2 separate regions of the Mus musculus genome follow, and region 1 is linked to region 2. A link is a loop called in an ENCODE intact Hi-C map of the cell type or tissue named here. Cell type or tissue: left cerebral cortex. All regions are shown on one strand. Each heading gives the region's core, and the rest is flanking DNA. Links, peaks and the distances in the headings are about the cores only. Region 1 overlaps Ctnna3 (catenin (cadherin associated protein), alpha 3). Region 2 overlaps Ctnna3 (catenin (cadherin associated protein), alpha 3).

What was found. Hi-C counts contacts between places; a loop is a spot of excess contacts. Peaks named below come from ENCODE experiments on the same cell type or tissue, not always from the same donor. Only the 100,000 strongest peaks of a DNase experiment are listed, where the experiment ranks them.
Region 1: a loop joins it to region 2, with 2.4 times the contacts of the local background. A loop is called at or near these places in 5 of 42 quality-filtered maps.

The regions. Positions count from the first base shown.
Region 1 is chr10:63,579,424-63,586,919 of GRCm38, forward strand. Ctnna3 (catenin (cadherin associated protein), alpha 3) reads left to right here. Exons shown (of 18, transcript NM_001164376.1): 5 at 2,521-2,640. Among named protein-coding and RNA genes, the nearest start is that of Ctnna3, 130 kb to the left of the region's middle. In left cerebral cortex, for the core only: a CTCF peak has its summit at 3,354 (motif pointing right); DNase peaks (open chromatin) are centred at 3,363, 4,571, 5,813 and 6,008; H3K4me3 peaks cover 276 bases.
Region 2 is chr10:64,265,542-64,273,037 of GRCm38, forward strand. The region is part of intron 9 of Ctnna3 (catenin (cadherin associated protein), alpha 3); the gene reads left to right. Among named protein-coding and RNA genes, the nearest start is that of Lrrtm3, 180 kb to the left of the region's middle. In left cerebral cortex, for the core only: no CTCF peak of the experiment used is centred there; DNase peaks (open chromatin) are centred at 2,764 and 3,065.

The sequences.
Region 1 (7,496 bases), core at 1,198-6,197, 690 kb before region 2:
CCTGAGCCAAGGAATCACACCGAGGGAAGAAAATATGTTTTATATTCATAACATTAAAAAAAAGATTTATTTATTTATTTTTATGTAAATGAGTACACTATAGCTGTACAGATGGTTGTGAGCCATGTGGTTGCTGGGAATGGAACTCAGGACCTCTGCTCCCTCCAGCCCCGTTTGCTCTGGCCCAAAGATGTATTATTATATGTAAGTACACTGTAGCTGTCTTCAGACACATCAGAAGAGGTCGTCAGATCTCATTATGGATCCACCATGTGGTTGCTGGGATTTGAACTCAGGACCTTTGGAAGAGCAGTCAGTGCTCTTAACCGCTGAGCCATCTCTCCAGGCCTATTCATAGCATTTGGATGAGAGGAACTGCTAAGTGGTATTTGTTGAACTTAATTTGCATCTCACTTATCTCTTCACATTGGATTGAAATAAACATGGTGCCTTCACAAAATGGAGGATGTAACCCAGGAGAGCGCCATTCTTTCATGGCTCATGCTGTAGTGCTTGATACACCGAGGATCAAACCATCCCTGGGAACTTAATTATACCCCATAAAATCTTATTGGCCTGTCTCATGGAGTCACAGCTGTAGTGGGATTCTGGTGTGCTTAAACGGTGACATCTCTATCCATAGACACGAATCTAGGTGACACCACAAGATGAGATCCATGAAATAAAAGAGCAAGTGACAGTCATATCGGGTGACACGCTCAGCCACTGACAAAGTATGCTCGAATTCACGGAAACAAACCATGGCTTCAATTTCTTGTGAGTTCCCTTTACTTACCTGTCAGTGGCGGGAAGTATTCTGTGACCTGCTGCAATCTATCACCTCTCTATCCGCTGGAGAAGGGACAGGAGCAATCTGACTCCTCGATCTTGTAACTCATCCGTTACTAACCTGCTTTGGTCACTAACCTGGAAGTACTCTTCCCTCCTCAAAAACGCAAGCTCTGAGAGATCTTCCTCTCTGAGTGACCTGCTCTTTGCGGATCCTCTGCAGACACAAGGTACATCTCATGCCATGCCATGGGCATGCGGGAGCAGCTAACTTTTCATACATTTGTTGGTTTCCATGATTGGCATGTGAAAACTTGATTGAGAATGCCTTTGTTAGCATATATTGACAATGGATCTTACTGTGATATTTTCATGCATGTGTATAATATAGTTGGTGATATTTACTGCCCTACTCTCTCTTTTGTCCTCTCCCAGCCCCACTTTTCTCTCTCTCTCCCTCCCCTCTCTCTGCTTCCCTCCCTCCATCTGTCTGTCTATCTGTCTCTCTGTCTGTCTCCCTCTGTCTCTCTCTTGGCATGGACCTTTTTGCACATGGATGCAGAGACCAGAGGGCAACATCAGATGCATTCCTAAGTCACTCTCCACTGTATTTAAAAAATTTAAGCTCATTTAGTTAAAAATTATAATTACATTATTTACTCACTTCCCTTCTCCTCTCCAATCCTTCCCGTGTACCTCTTCCTCTTGCTCTCATCCAAATTAATGGCCTCTTTTTCTTTGTTGTTACACACACACACACACACACACACACACACACACACACACACGGTGTGCTCTCCCCGAGGAAGACTTCAGCAACTAAGGAGCTTCCTGTGGTTTTCTAGGGTTGAGGCCCCCTGAGTTTCCCTCCTTTCACGTTAACTCCCGTCTATCGGTGTCTTCCTTTTTCAGTTCATGCCTAGGCAGCCATGTTAGTGAGGCTTTATGGGTGTGGCTTCTCTGACACTTCTAGGAGTCAGAATCTCACAGCACACGGTTCCCCTGGCTCTTGCCGTCTTCCCCCTACCCCACTGATCTCTGAGCCTGAGACACAGTTGTCTGCACTTGGATTGGCTGTGGCTTTCTGTAATGATCTCCATCTGCTGTAAAGAGATGTGATGAGGGGTGGGAACCACCCTTATCTGTGGCTATAAGGACAGAGATTTTGAATGTGACAAGGGATTCCGCTGGCTTAGTGAAGTGGTGGTGAAGCTCGCTCCTTGGCTAGCCTGGCTGGCCATGGATCTTGGGTGGTTGCTTCCCCAGTGTTGGGATTGCAGATATGAACAGCCACACCCAGCTTTTCCGTGTACTGTCGGGATTCAGACTCAGGTTCTCAAGCTTCCGTAGCATAGTCTTTACTGACTGAAACCTCTCTCCAGCCCTAAGAATGTTATAATATTAGACTTATTGTTAGACTTAAAGTTATACATTAAATCTCATTTTGGGGGGTACCCTAAAGCATGAGAATTCTTTTATTCTGAATGACATATGCTCTTCTTGATAGGATGAGGGTGGACAGAACCTCTTACTCATGCATATCGGTGCTACACACATACAGTCTCTATCTCTTTATGATCACCCCTAATTAGTCCATTGAAAGATAATTAGCATTTGTTGTCTCTGAGTTACGGTGGGTAAAACTGAAGCACACTGTTGACTCTGTCATCTTAGTGGGGAATTTGAAGAAAACATGTCACCATTATCATCTGCTTTTCTTTTCGTTTTCAGTTCCAAAGAACATTCGAGTCTCTCAAAAATGTTTCCAACAAGTCCGACCTCCAGAGAACCTACCAGAAGCTCGGGAAGGAGCTGGAAAGCCTGGATTATTTGGCCTTCAAACGCCAGCAGGTAGGAAAATAAGAGCAATTCAGGCTTCCCGCTGTCCCTCCTGTAGGAGGTGCAGACAGGTCGAGAAACTTACCTTCTAATGATTGGGGCAGAAATAGCTTGTGTCGATCGCCCCGTGTTCATCTCGCTACCTACAGTGTACAGTGCGGCCCTGGCTTTTAGATGGGTACTTTAGGGGTTTCTGCACACGTCCTTTTATTCCTTTAAAAGGAGATTCCTGCGGTTCTGTGAAGGTCTAACTACCCTTTGGTAATGACGTCTTAGCAGCACAAAGAGCTTCTAGGACGGCCTGGCCACATGGCTTTTGTATTTGGTAGGGTATAACCAAGGGGGAATAAAAAACCACCCAAAGACCAGGAAAAGCGTCTAGATGAACCTGCAAAGTGAGGACAGAGACTCACCTGTTTTCAACAATAGCGTTTGACCTCCAGCTTTGCTTTTTGATCTTTGAAGATGAGTAAAACCTTGTTAAATAAATGTGCAAGGTTAAAGGGAAGGATTCTTAACAAGTGCATGCCTCTTGGCTTGCTTGGAGAGTCCCAAGATAATCCCGGAGACAAATCAAACCTTTGTAAGATTGCTTGTAGGATCGGTACTGTCCACACTCAGTCTTCACAAGGATATAGTCCGTGCATCCTGTAGACCACACCGTCGCAGTGGCTGGCCATCCTTTTCAGGCAGAGTCTGGTTGCAGTTCCTGTATGGCCACTAGGTGTCAGTGTCGTCAAGCTTTTACTTTGTTGGAAGGCTTTCTTGGATCAGAGCAGTCCCTCAGCCGGTTAAATTAGGTTGCGTGAAAATGGTAGCTGGTGTCTAGAATCGCGGCTACACGGTTGACCTGTCTGCAGAGAGTGCAATCGTCTCGCTGTTGCCCGATTTACAAGTTCTGGGCCTTTGGTATATGGATTTTCAAAGCAGTATTTTTGTTAAACCACATTAAGTCTATATGACATGGCTTAGAAATTAGCCCAAGAATAGAATTGTGTTTCTAGGTTCTTGCTCTATCATAGAGGTGGAAAAAGTTTCTCTTCAAAATTGAGTATTTAACCTTTCTGTGGCTTTATTTCTCTAAGAGTTACATTTTATTTATTTATTTATTTATTTATTTTTGATTTTTTGAGACAGGGTTTCTCTGTGTAGCCCTGGCTGTCCTGGAAATCACTCTGTAGACCAGGCTGGCCTCGAACTCAGAAATCCGCCTGCCTCTGCCTCCCACTGCCCTCCTAGTTACATTTGTGTTATGGAATATTCTAGATGAGGACAAACGGACTATCTCCACAATACTTTATACAGAAAAAGAACATGGTAAGCATTTATGTGTGTGTGTTTTTCTTTTTCTTTTTAAACTACTGTTGGCCTGGGTGTTAGCAGACATAACACAGGGAGCCAGTGTTGCCGAGAGCTGCAACCACAGTCAGTTCCCGGTTCCTGCTGCTCAGCGCTCACACCATGGATCTCCGCTTTGGCCTTGAATAGTTTCAGCTCAGTTTTGTTCCCAAGATCCTATTTTACCACCATGGGGCGTTTGAGTTGACAGACCATCCTCTCCCCCGACCCTTTCTCATTAGCGCGTTTCCGGTGACGGTGATTAGATTCTAGTACTTCCAGGGCGGGCGAGCAGAGCTCTGGGAGGACCGTACTGAGTGAGGACAGGTAACGTGTGAGGAGTGGAGAGAGCGAGCCCGTGGTGCCTGTGAACGTGTGCATGTATGTAGACCATCCTTGCTGCTGCCACGCACTGTGGCACAGAGTAGGACTAAACCATTTTTGAACCGAGTCACTAAACGTCGTCGTAGCAGTACCGTAGGGTCGGTTTTATTGGTAGCATTTGTAGATGAGACCGCTGAAGAGTTTTGTGACTCTCCTATGATGGTCGTACGGAGGAGAGAAGCTGGAGGAGAGAAGCCCTGAGTCAGCCCGACTCCAAACCGCCCGCCCACATTGCCTGGCTGTGCGGGGCTTAAGCGTCAGAACATTAGCTGCTCTCTGACTGGGTGGCATCTTCCATTCCTGTTCTTTTAAAGCAAGAAAAAAAATCTATTAGGCTCACAGTGAAAAGTACTTTTTTTCTTTTTTCGTCTTACTGGGAGAGATTCAGATCTCTGTAAAACTGCTAATTCAGCAAGAAAACTTCCTTGTAAGAGCTGGATACAGAGATTTCATCCGTGACAGTTTTTTTTTTTTTTTTTTTTGGGTCCCGTGCTACCCACCATTCTTTGCGGCAGCAGAAGCAAGCAAGGTTGATTTGCCACCTCCTTGGTGGACCCTTTCCAGTCTTAGTATCTGACCATGGCAATTCTCTGACTGGCGCAGTTACTGGGCATGCCCAAAGTTTTGGCCTCAGATTGCGGGGCATTAAAACTAATGAGTTTGACTCACTTTGAAATGCAGGTGGGCATTATCCCTTCTGTTCTTGTACACAAATGATAATAGACTGTTCTTTGCGTGATTTCAGGCACTCTCCTAATTTATTTTATTCCTGTATCCATTTTGGAAAAAAAAAAAAAGAAATGACTAACATCACCCAAGCTCTTAAGTTACGGTTGGCAAGTCAATCAATTATAATAATTTTTATGGATTCATTCATTAAATTTTCTTTTCTATGAAATATTTATATGCATTAACTCTACTGTATATATCTTTTACAGAGATTTTATTGTAAATATACACATTTCTTTAGAAAATTTAAATGCTACAGAAATTTATTTTACTTGAACACAATGATTATATTGTAATATCCTTGATGGAGAGAATTCTTTCTGAGCAATAGGTTGTTGTGCCTTGTTTTAATTATTTTAAAAATATTCCTTAAACTGTATGGAGGAAGATATTGAATATATTTATGCATGTGCACGCTGGGGTATATGTGCGAGGTCAGAGGACAGCTTGTAGGAGTCGGGTCTCTCCTCTCACCACGAGGCTTCCTGGGATCCGGTTTGCACCGAGAGCCTTGAGCTGCTGAACCGTCTCATGGCCGTTCCTTCTTTGAACCTGTGTCTTCTGAGAACTTACTGCGTACTGTGTCCTAAACACAAGCGGTCTTTGGTTGTTCCTTCCTACGGAATGAATGCTCACACTGGAGTCAGATCAGATGAGTCCATGTCTTCCCACGTTCAAAAAGAGCAATGTTGGAAGTAGCGTTGGTGGACAGAGGTGAGAGAGGCAGCTGGGATAGAGGAGGGGTGGGCACACCAAGATGGAGGAAGTGGGTGATCGAGCATCATTAGCGCGAAGATCGGGAAGCCCATTCATCGCATCTGGGATAAAACCTTATGAGAGCTGGATACCGAGACTTCGTCGTGACTGAGACTTCGTCGTGACTGGTTTTCTGGTCCCTGGCATCCACAGTTCTTTGCTGCAGCAGAATACATGCAGCCGGGGGACAGGGTCTGTCGCCACCGCCGCCTCCTTAGTGGATTCTTTCCAGCCATTTCCCCGCTCAGACTTCATCCTATTGCATATCCTATATGCACCAGCTGTGGCACAGATCCCAGACTTATGGATCAATCCGAGCAGTTATAAATCAAGACATCTCCTTGGGGCTTTTGTTTTTATGAATAAAGTAAGATTTACTAATTTAGACTATAACTTAATTTCTACCCTTAATGCTTACAATAGCATTATAAAACACATTTCATTTTCACTGGTCTCTAAGTCTTTTGTTACAAATCAGAGCTGGCATTATTGAGTTGAGCACTGTATGGACAAAGACACGTTTGTATGTTAATGCGAATATATTTGAAATTTAAACACTTTACTTGAGATCCGTGCCCACACTGAAACTCGGCGCACACCCTTGATTCTTGTCTCCTTGATCATGCCTGTTATTCTTGCCTTCTGACCTCCATACAAGGTTTATATAACTTGGTATTTAGACCATCCAGCCCCTTCCTATTTACTTATTTTCTTTAACGTCACACTGAAGCCTCGTCTCCCTCGTGACACCTCATCCAATGTCCTCAGGTCAGTGTGTCACCTTCGTTCTCAGCATTTGCCTGTGAGAATCTAAGGGCTGTCCATGGTGGGCTTTGTAATCGTGCAGGCTTAGTGTGTCAACTGCCTTAGGCACTTGACTTTCTTCTTTTAAAACCTGAAGGAAAGAGTACCAGGCTTGCGCCTCTTTTCAGATGATATAATAAGGTGTAAAGAAAGTCCTTTAAAATTCATAAACAGTTCAGCACAGCATCTAACACATTTAGTATTAATAGCTTTCATAATGTTGTTTGGTGTTAATCTCATGAACCCACTTCTTAGATGTCTGTGAGGATGTCTTTATTTATATACATTCACAGTACATATAGGGTCTAGCACTATTCTAAAAATAGAGTATTTTTTAGAGTGATTTTAGATGTGTGTAGTCTGGTGGCTGGTGACTACAGACATGAAAGAAAGTAATATCTCTCAAGAAGGAAGTTAGCACAGGGCTGGGTTCAGCTGGCAAATGCTTTCTGCATAGGTATGAGGACCCAAATTCAACCCAAAGTCCAGCACTAAGGTGTGTGTGTGTGTCTTTAACTCGAGTGCTTGGGGAGTGGGGATGGGAGAGTCCCTAGTACAGCCAGCCAATCTAACCGAATCAGTGACCTTCAGGCTCAGTAAGAATTCCTCCTTCAACAAGGTTAGGCAGAGAGTGATCGAAGAAGACACCTGACATAGATCTCTGGCCTCTTAACGTACCCATGAATGCATATGTGCACACAAACACACACATGCACACACACACACACACACACACACACACACAGAATGGGAAAAGGGATGGCATATTTGGTTTCAATATGCCTTTACAGTGATATCTCTTGAAAGACAGAACAATTATAGTCCTCAGTGCTTGTGCTAATAACTTCTTAGGGGAT
Region 2 (7,496 bases), core at 748-5,747:
CCTCTCTCAGGATCCCCTAATTTCCCCTGTCTTTCCTATCCTGCCTCAGCCAGAGCAAACAAGAAACAGGAAACAGAAGCTGGCTTTCCCTTAATGCTCAGGCCCAGAAATTGGCGTTCGCTTCCATTGTATTCTTTTGATCAAAGCAGTGGCCCAGCAAGACAAAAATGTGGTGGGGAACAGGGTGACTCTGGGCTCAGTAGAAGGACCCACCAAACACACGGGTTGCCCTTTATCTACTACATGTCTCCAAGGACAACTTCTCTGCTCTACCATTTTGTAAATTTTATCTTAGGAATATTGTTAATTCCTAATATTCCTAAATAATTAATAATATTATTAATTCTTTGACAACTCTATACATGTATACCTTATATCTCAATCATATGCACCCTAATTCCAGCTTAATTGCCCAGAACCCCTCTTAACAAGTCTCCCTCCTGCCTTAATCACCCCCAAACCCCTGCCTTCTGGAGCGTTGTTTGGTCTTGATGGCTGGATCTTGTGTACGACTTATCACATAACCACAGCTGTAATGACTTTGCTAGCACAAGAGCCATGTCATGTTGGGGAGACAGCATTTCACAGCGCCCCTCCCTGATTCTCAGGCTCACACCACCTTTCCAGCCCTTCTTCCTCACCGAGCCTTGACTGAAGCACCCACACTCTGTCATGTAGTCTCGGTGTTTTAACTGTTATGAGTTCCTACAATAACTGCTGCCCACTGTGTGGCTCTGGGCTCCTCTGAGGGCTCCTTGACCAATAATTTGCAATATCCTACTCCTGGCTCTGAGATGATCCTGTAATAACCTGTGCCTTCTGGGGAACCGCTGTCCACTTTCCCAAGGAACCTGTGTTCACACTCCTCCCTTTTCTTATCATGCTATTTTATTGTAATTAGAAATTAATTTTAAAAAAATGGTACACTCTTGGCCTCTTCCGTTTGCTTTATTTCTAGATGGAGATTAGAAAAGATAATGTCTAAAATCTCTCCTACTCATTTATTATTTTTGTCAATTGACAGATTTGTAGGTTTCTAAGAAATACAAAAACAAAATTTTATTTTGTTTTCCTTTCAATATAACTGTTCATGCCATTTTCCTTCTCAAAAGCACTTCCACTTTTATCTCCCAGGCAAACCTTTGATTTGAAAAGGACCACCTAATGAAAGCAAAAGAGAAAACTGTTATAAACTTACCATATGAATGGAGACAGAGGGCATCAACAGAGTCCTGAGAAATAGGAATGGCTAAATACATTGTTTTGATTGAGTTTTCCTTGTATGGATAGCTCACCAGTCTCCTCCCATCACCCCACACTGACATGCACACACACCCATCCTATTCCCGAGCTGGGTCATTTGACATAGCAGGACAGGGAGCCTTACATTCTAAATGACTTGGAGAAAAAGCTATTTTCAGCATATCTAGGATTTCAGACCTCAACTATATTTGTCAGAGAAATCTAAAATCAGTGGACTAGTTGAAATCAGACCTAAATGGGGGAAGCAAGCCCATTTTTAAAGGATTCTTATCAGATTGTCTAAGAAGAAACTTTGTATTGTTAAAGGAACTTTGTAAATAATGGCTAACCTGTAACTTTAAGAGAGAGAGAAAGAGAGAGAGAGAGAGAGAGAGAGAGAGAGAGAGAGAGAGAGAGAGAGAGAGAGAAAAGAAAAAGAGATAACGAACAGAAGACAAAACACAGAAGGGGTCATTCAGGGGCCCTGGGCCTTGAATAAAGAAATAGATGATATTGGTTCCTACCACTAAGCAAGAATTATCTGCAAAGGAAATTTTAATTTTCTCCAGTGGAGTCTCACCCAAGAATGTTAACCACAGAGCAAGGGCCTAGTGCACAGGAGTAGGTGGCCAACACAAAATAACCTCAATGGTGTTATTCTAGACTTTTTGGCTCACTTGTTTAGTTATGTGCTGAGTGAGCCATCTCTTCCACAGGTCAGGTGAGTATTTTTTAAAAATCCCTTACTCAAGTATCAGTGAATGCCTGTGTGGTTCATTATTAAGGGCAGACACAAATCACCTGTTGAGGAATTGTTTCTAGAAGGAGTCTGTGATAAGTAACATCTTAAAGCATTTGCCTATTTCAAAAAAAAAAAATTCCTTGTCTGTCTTTCGTCTGGCTATTTAATAACTCTCAGAAGACTGCCATCATTATGATTGCTATTATGTAATTTATTTTCATTTCTCTTCCTTTCTTTTGTTTTGAGACAAGTTCTTATTATGTAGCCCTGGCTGGACTAAAAGATGCTGTGTAACCAGGGCCAGCCTCGTACTTGCTATGATCCTTCAGCCTCTGTCCCACCACTGCTGGGCTTACAATGTGCATCCCCCACACCCAACCGACATCTTGGCCATATTATAATTTGTCCTTGGCAAGCTCGTTTATGCTGAGCCTTACCACCGATGCTAATTAAAATAGTGATGGCCTGGACATTGCCCCTTGGGTTTCACCATATTAATTATCATTAAATAGGTTTCTGTTAATGATACAGGACAGAAAATTTTCTGTGAATCGATGTAGCTCCTTTCTGTAAAACGCCATATCCCTCAGAATTTTTGACTCATCAAAAATTCATCTATCTTGATGCACCCTATTTTAGTATGTTTCACGGGAGCCTTTCATCAAAAAGGGAAAAAAGTGGGTGGACATTTAATTATAATACTTCCCTACTACCTACATGGCTGATTGTTCCCACACTCAAAAATGGCGAGCCAGATTTAGCAGAGCCATGGTGCCGAGAGAGCGGGCTCTAGGGGGGCTCCTGCTGCTTGCAAGAAGTGCTGACTGCTGTCAGCTCTCCTCATGCCTTTGCTTCCTGACAGAATGCTGTGCAAGTTTCACACTTCACTTTAATTGATCATCTGTTATCAAATAAGGATCTGTTGGATTATAAATAAACACAGCTTTTAGAGGCCCATCTTTTTCTTCCTCCTCCTCTCCCTGGTAAAGACCCAAAATAAATTACAAAAAAAAGGATTAAAAAAAATAAACCCAATGCTTATGCTTGTACACAAACCAACAACTGTTCAAAGAGGATGTCTTGGAAACTCTCCTGGTTTTGGTGGGTAAAAGATGGGGTAGCTGAGTCAGAAATGCATTCAATGAGAAGAAACACGCCACATACATTGGGCTGCCGCTCCTCCTTGGATTAGGAACCCTCTCATGGCCAGACATGATGCTTAAAAGCCTGATCTGCTGACATAGCTGTCTCCTGTGAGGCTATGCCGGGGCCTGGCAAACACAGACGTGGATGCTCACAGTCAGCTATTGGATGGAACACAGGGCCCCCAATGGAGGAGCTAGAGAAATTACCCAAGGAGCTGAAGCAGTCTGCAACCCTATAGGTGGAACAACAATATGAACTAACCAGTACCCCTGAAGCTTGTGTCTCTAGCTGCATATGTAGCAGAAGATGGCCTAGTCGGCCATCACTGGAAAGAGAGGCCCCTTGGTCTTGCAAACTTTGTATGTCCCATTACAGGGGAAACACCAGGGCCAAGAAGTGGGAGTGGGTGGGTAGGGGAGTGAGGGGGAAGGGTATGGGGGACTTTTGGGATAGCATTGGAAATGTAAATGAGGAAAATACCTAATTAAAAAAGAAAAGAAAAGAAAAAAGCCTGATCAGGATGCACAGAGCATTTTCCTCATTTGAAAAGTTTTTTTTCCTTCTATTTTTCACTTGTTCTCTTTGTACCTGTGATGCAAGTGTATCCTAGGGTAGGAAACCAGATTCTTTTCAGAATAACGTTGAGATGGGATACTTGTGTTTTGGAATTTCGAGGAGGGAGAAACCACCATGGAATGAGAAGAGTTTAGGGATTCAGCAAGACTTAACAGCAGTCAGCTTGAATCCTGGATACTGGGCAGGAGCATTCTCTGGGAAATGAGAATCCCATGTCAGGGATAGCAGCATGAAGACAGTCATACTCGGACTCCTGGGTTACAGAACACAGTAGCAATGAGAGCTGGACAGAGGTGTCTGAGGGAGCACAGGGTGAAGTCGGGGCAGATGATGGACAGCCCTGAATACTTGGTGCCAGGGCGAAGAGGCTCAACCTCACTTGCAACATTGGATTCTGAGAGAGCCTTGATGCAAAGCAGCAGCCTCTCAGTAGGAAAGATGTACAAACGGACCGTGTTCTTTTTGGGGGTGGAATATTTTCTATCTGGACATAACATTTCTATCTGTTAATGACTGATCCTAACCTCACAAGTATAAATTTGCATAAAAACTCTACATTTAAAACCTAACTCATTATGATAACTCAAAAAGAGAATGAATAACACTCATTTTAATAAGGAAGTTGGAACAGAAAAGCAAGTAGCCCAGGATTTAATGGCTCTAGATACATGCTGGCCAACAGAAATAGAAAGCAATTATGCTCTTAAAATTTTAGTAGTTATACTTACACAATGTAGAAATAAAAAGAGACAGATTAAACTAGTTTCATATATTTTACTAAATGCAATATGCCTACAATATTATTGTGTCAGCCATTAATTGTATAAGAGTCATTAATTAAATATTTTATCATTTTTATGCTCATATAAACCTGAGATGTATTTTAAACTTTTAACTCTTAATTGAGAATAGCCATGTTTTAACTGCTCAGTGGCTATGTATTTGACAGTGATTTTGTGGAGTGTGTGGGTATGTGCATGTATGCATGTATGCATGTATGTATGTATGTATGTATGTATGTATGTGTGCATGTATGTATATATGTGTGCATATATGTGTGATTATATATATATATGTATATATGTATGCATATGTATGTGTCTGTGAGTACATGTGTATGTATGTATATGTGTATGCATGTGCATGTAGGTCAGGGGTTGCTGTTGGTTATCGTTAGTTACTTTTCTGCTGCTGTGATAAAACACCTTTAATGAGACAACTCAAGGAAGGGAGAATTTATTTTGGCTTACAGTTCCAAGAAGAGAGTCCATAATGACAAGACCCAAGACAGCAGGCAGCCAGAGCAAGAAGCAAGAGAGACCACACCTTAAATATAAAGCACAAAGAGTGGAACAAACCAGAAGCAGGGTGAGGGCTAGGGAACTCCAAAAGCTCACCTCAAGTTATACACTTCCTTCAGCAAGGTTGTGCCTTTATAACCTTCCTGAACAGCCCCACCAGCCTGACTGGGGACCAAGTGTTCAAGTACCTGAGCCAGTGGGTGACAATTGTCATCTCTCTTGTGTGCATCTTCATGTATGTTTTGGAAGACTAGGGTCTCTTACTGAACCGGAAGTTCATTGACTTGGCTATGTGAGCTGGCCAACACCAGTAAGCATCAGCAATTCACTTGGCTCCCTCTGTGCCCACCAGTACAGGGTTACAGAAGCTTTCTGTCCCATTGGTCTTTGCATGGGTTCTGAAGATCAGAACACCATGCTCATATCTCTACAAGAGGAATGTTTCTGAGACATCTCCACAGCTTAGGGCAGCATGTGAACAAGTCAAAAGCAGGGATGTCTCAATTCATACATTCATTCATTCATTCATTCATTCATCCATCCATCCATCCATCCATCCACTCATTCATTCATTCACTCACTCATTCATTCACTCACTCACTCATCCCAGCTTCAAGGCCCATTTATCCCCATACATTCTTCTGAACCCCAAAGATTAAAGTCTTGTTTGTATTTTTTGCACCTGATCTATGAGAAAAACAGCATTCAGTATATGCCAAAACTAATGAATAAATAAGATCAAAAGTCTGATTGTCCTATTGAGAAACCTTAAGAGATGGTGGAGAGCACAGTAAAATATGAGACCCTTAGGCTGAGATTTGTGTCCTCGCTACATGTCCTTTAAAAAGTGATTGTAAATCTCTTGTCTTATAAAGGAGACATTCCACCTTCACATGAAGGTATTAGTAAGAACCATGATGAACCAGTTGAACCATGATGTGTTAAAGTGCCAGGTGCCATACCCTGTGGATGCCATTGATCTGCACACAGCAGCTTTATTCCTTCCTCCTGCTTAATTTTCCCTACAATCTTACAAAGTGACAAAGTAACCCAAGTCCACCACTAACAAGTCTCCTACTCCTAAGTACAGATAAAAACCGAAACCACACCCTGAAACATGAACAAGTTAAACATTAGCATGCCTAAATACCTATCAAGTAGTGTACCCAGAGTTTTGACACACAAGTAATTGGTGTGTGAGGCTCTGAGATGCAAGCCTTTCCCATTTTACCCTGTGTAATGACACCTGGCCAGGAGTTAACCACTAAGCCTGCTGACAGTGGTGAATAATTGCAGGCCTAGAAGCCAAATTTTCATTTTGTTACCAGCATGATCCATGCAAGTTGGAATCGACAAATTCCTTTAAACCAAGTCACCGTACATTCAACTGAAAATCACAGTGTTCAAAGTCCTAAGTCATCAGGGAAATGCAAATCAAAACAACTCTGAGGTTCCATCTTACACTGATCAGAATGGCTAAGAGCAAAAACTCAAGTGACAGCACATTGCTGGCGGGGATTTAGAGCAAGGAGCACACTTCTCCATTGCTGGTGTGAGTGCAAACTTGTACATTCACTTTAGAAATTAATTTGGCACTTTCTCAGAAAACTGGGAATAGTTCTACCTCAAGACACAGCTATACCACACCTTGGCATATACCTCAAAGATGCTTCACCACCCCACAAAGATACTTGCTAAGCTATGTTCATAGCAGCTTTATTCATAATAGCCAGAAACTGAAAACAACCTAGATGTCCCTCAACTGAAGAATGGATAAAGAAAATGTGGTACATCTACATGATGGAATACCATTCAGCTATTAAAAACAAAGATACCATAAATTTTGCAGGTAAATGGGTAGAACTTGAGAATATCAACTTTAATGAGGTAACCCAGTCCCAAAAGGACATGCATGGTATGTACTCACTTATAAGTGGATATTAGCCATGAATTACAGGATACCTATTCTACACTTGACAAACCCAAAGAAGCTAAGTAAGAAGGAAGGCCAAAGTGTGGAAGTGTGAATCTCACTTAGAATGGGGAATAAAATAGTCATAAGAGGCAGATGGAGGGAGGGAACTAGATGGGAGAGGGAATCAGGGGGGTTAAGTTCATGTGTGGGGAGGGACAAGAGGGATGGCCATATGGCCATGACAATGAATGGAAATATGCAACTGACAAGGGTAGGGAGATGTGGGTATTTCCAGGAAGAGATAGATACCTGGGATGGAGGCACCTAAGAATCAATTGAGGGGTGTCCTTACCTGTGACTCACCGAATTGGGGCCATGGAACCTGAAGAGACCAACTCCTGTAGCCAGGCAATAATCCCACTGGAGTGATAGAGACACCAACCCACAAACAAAACTTTCAGCTCTAAATTTATCCTGTCTACAAGAAATTCAGGATGGGGGATAGATCAGAGATGGAAAAGCCAACCAATAACTTGCCTAAGTTAAGAAAGACCCATCCCATGGGCAAGCACCA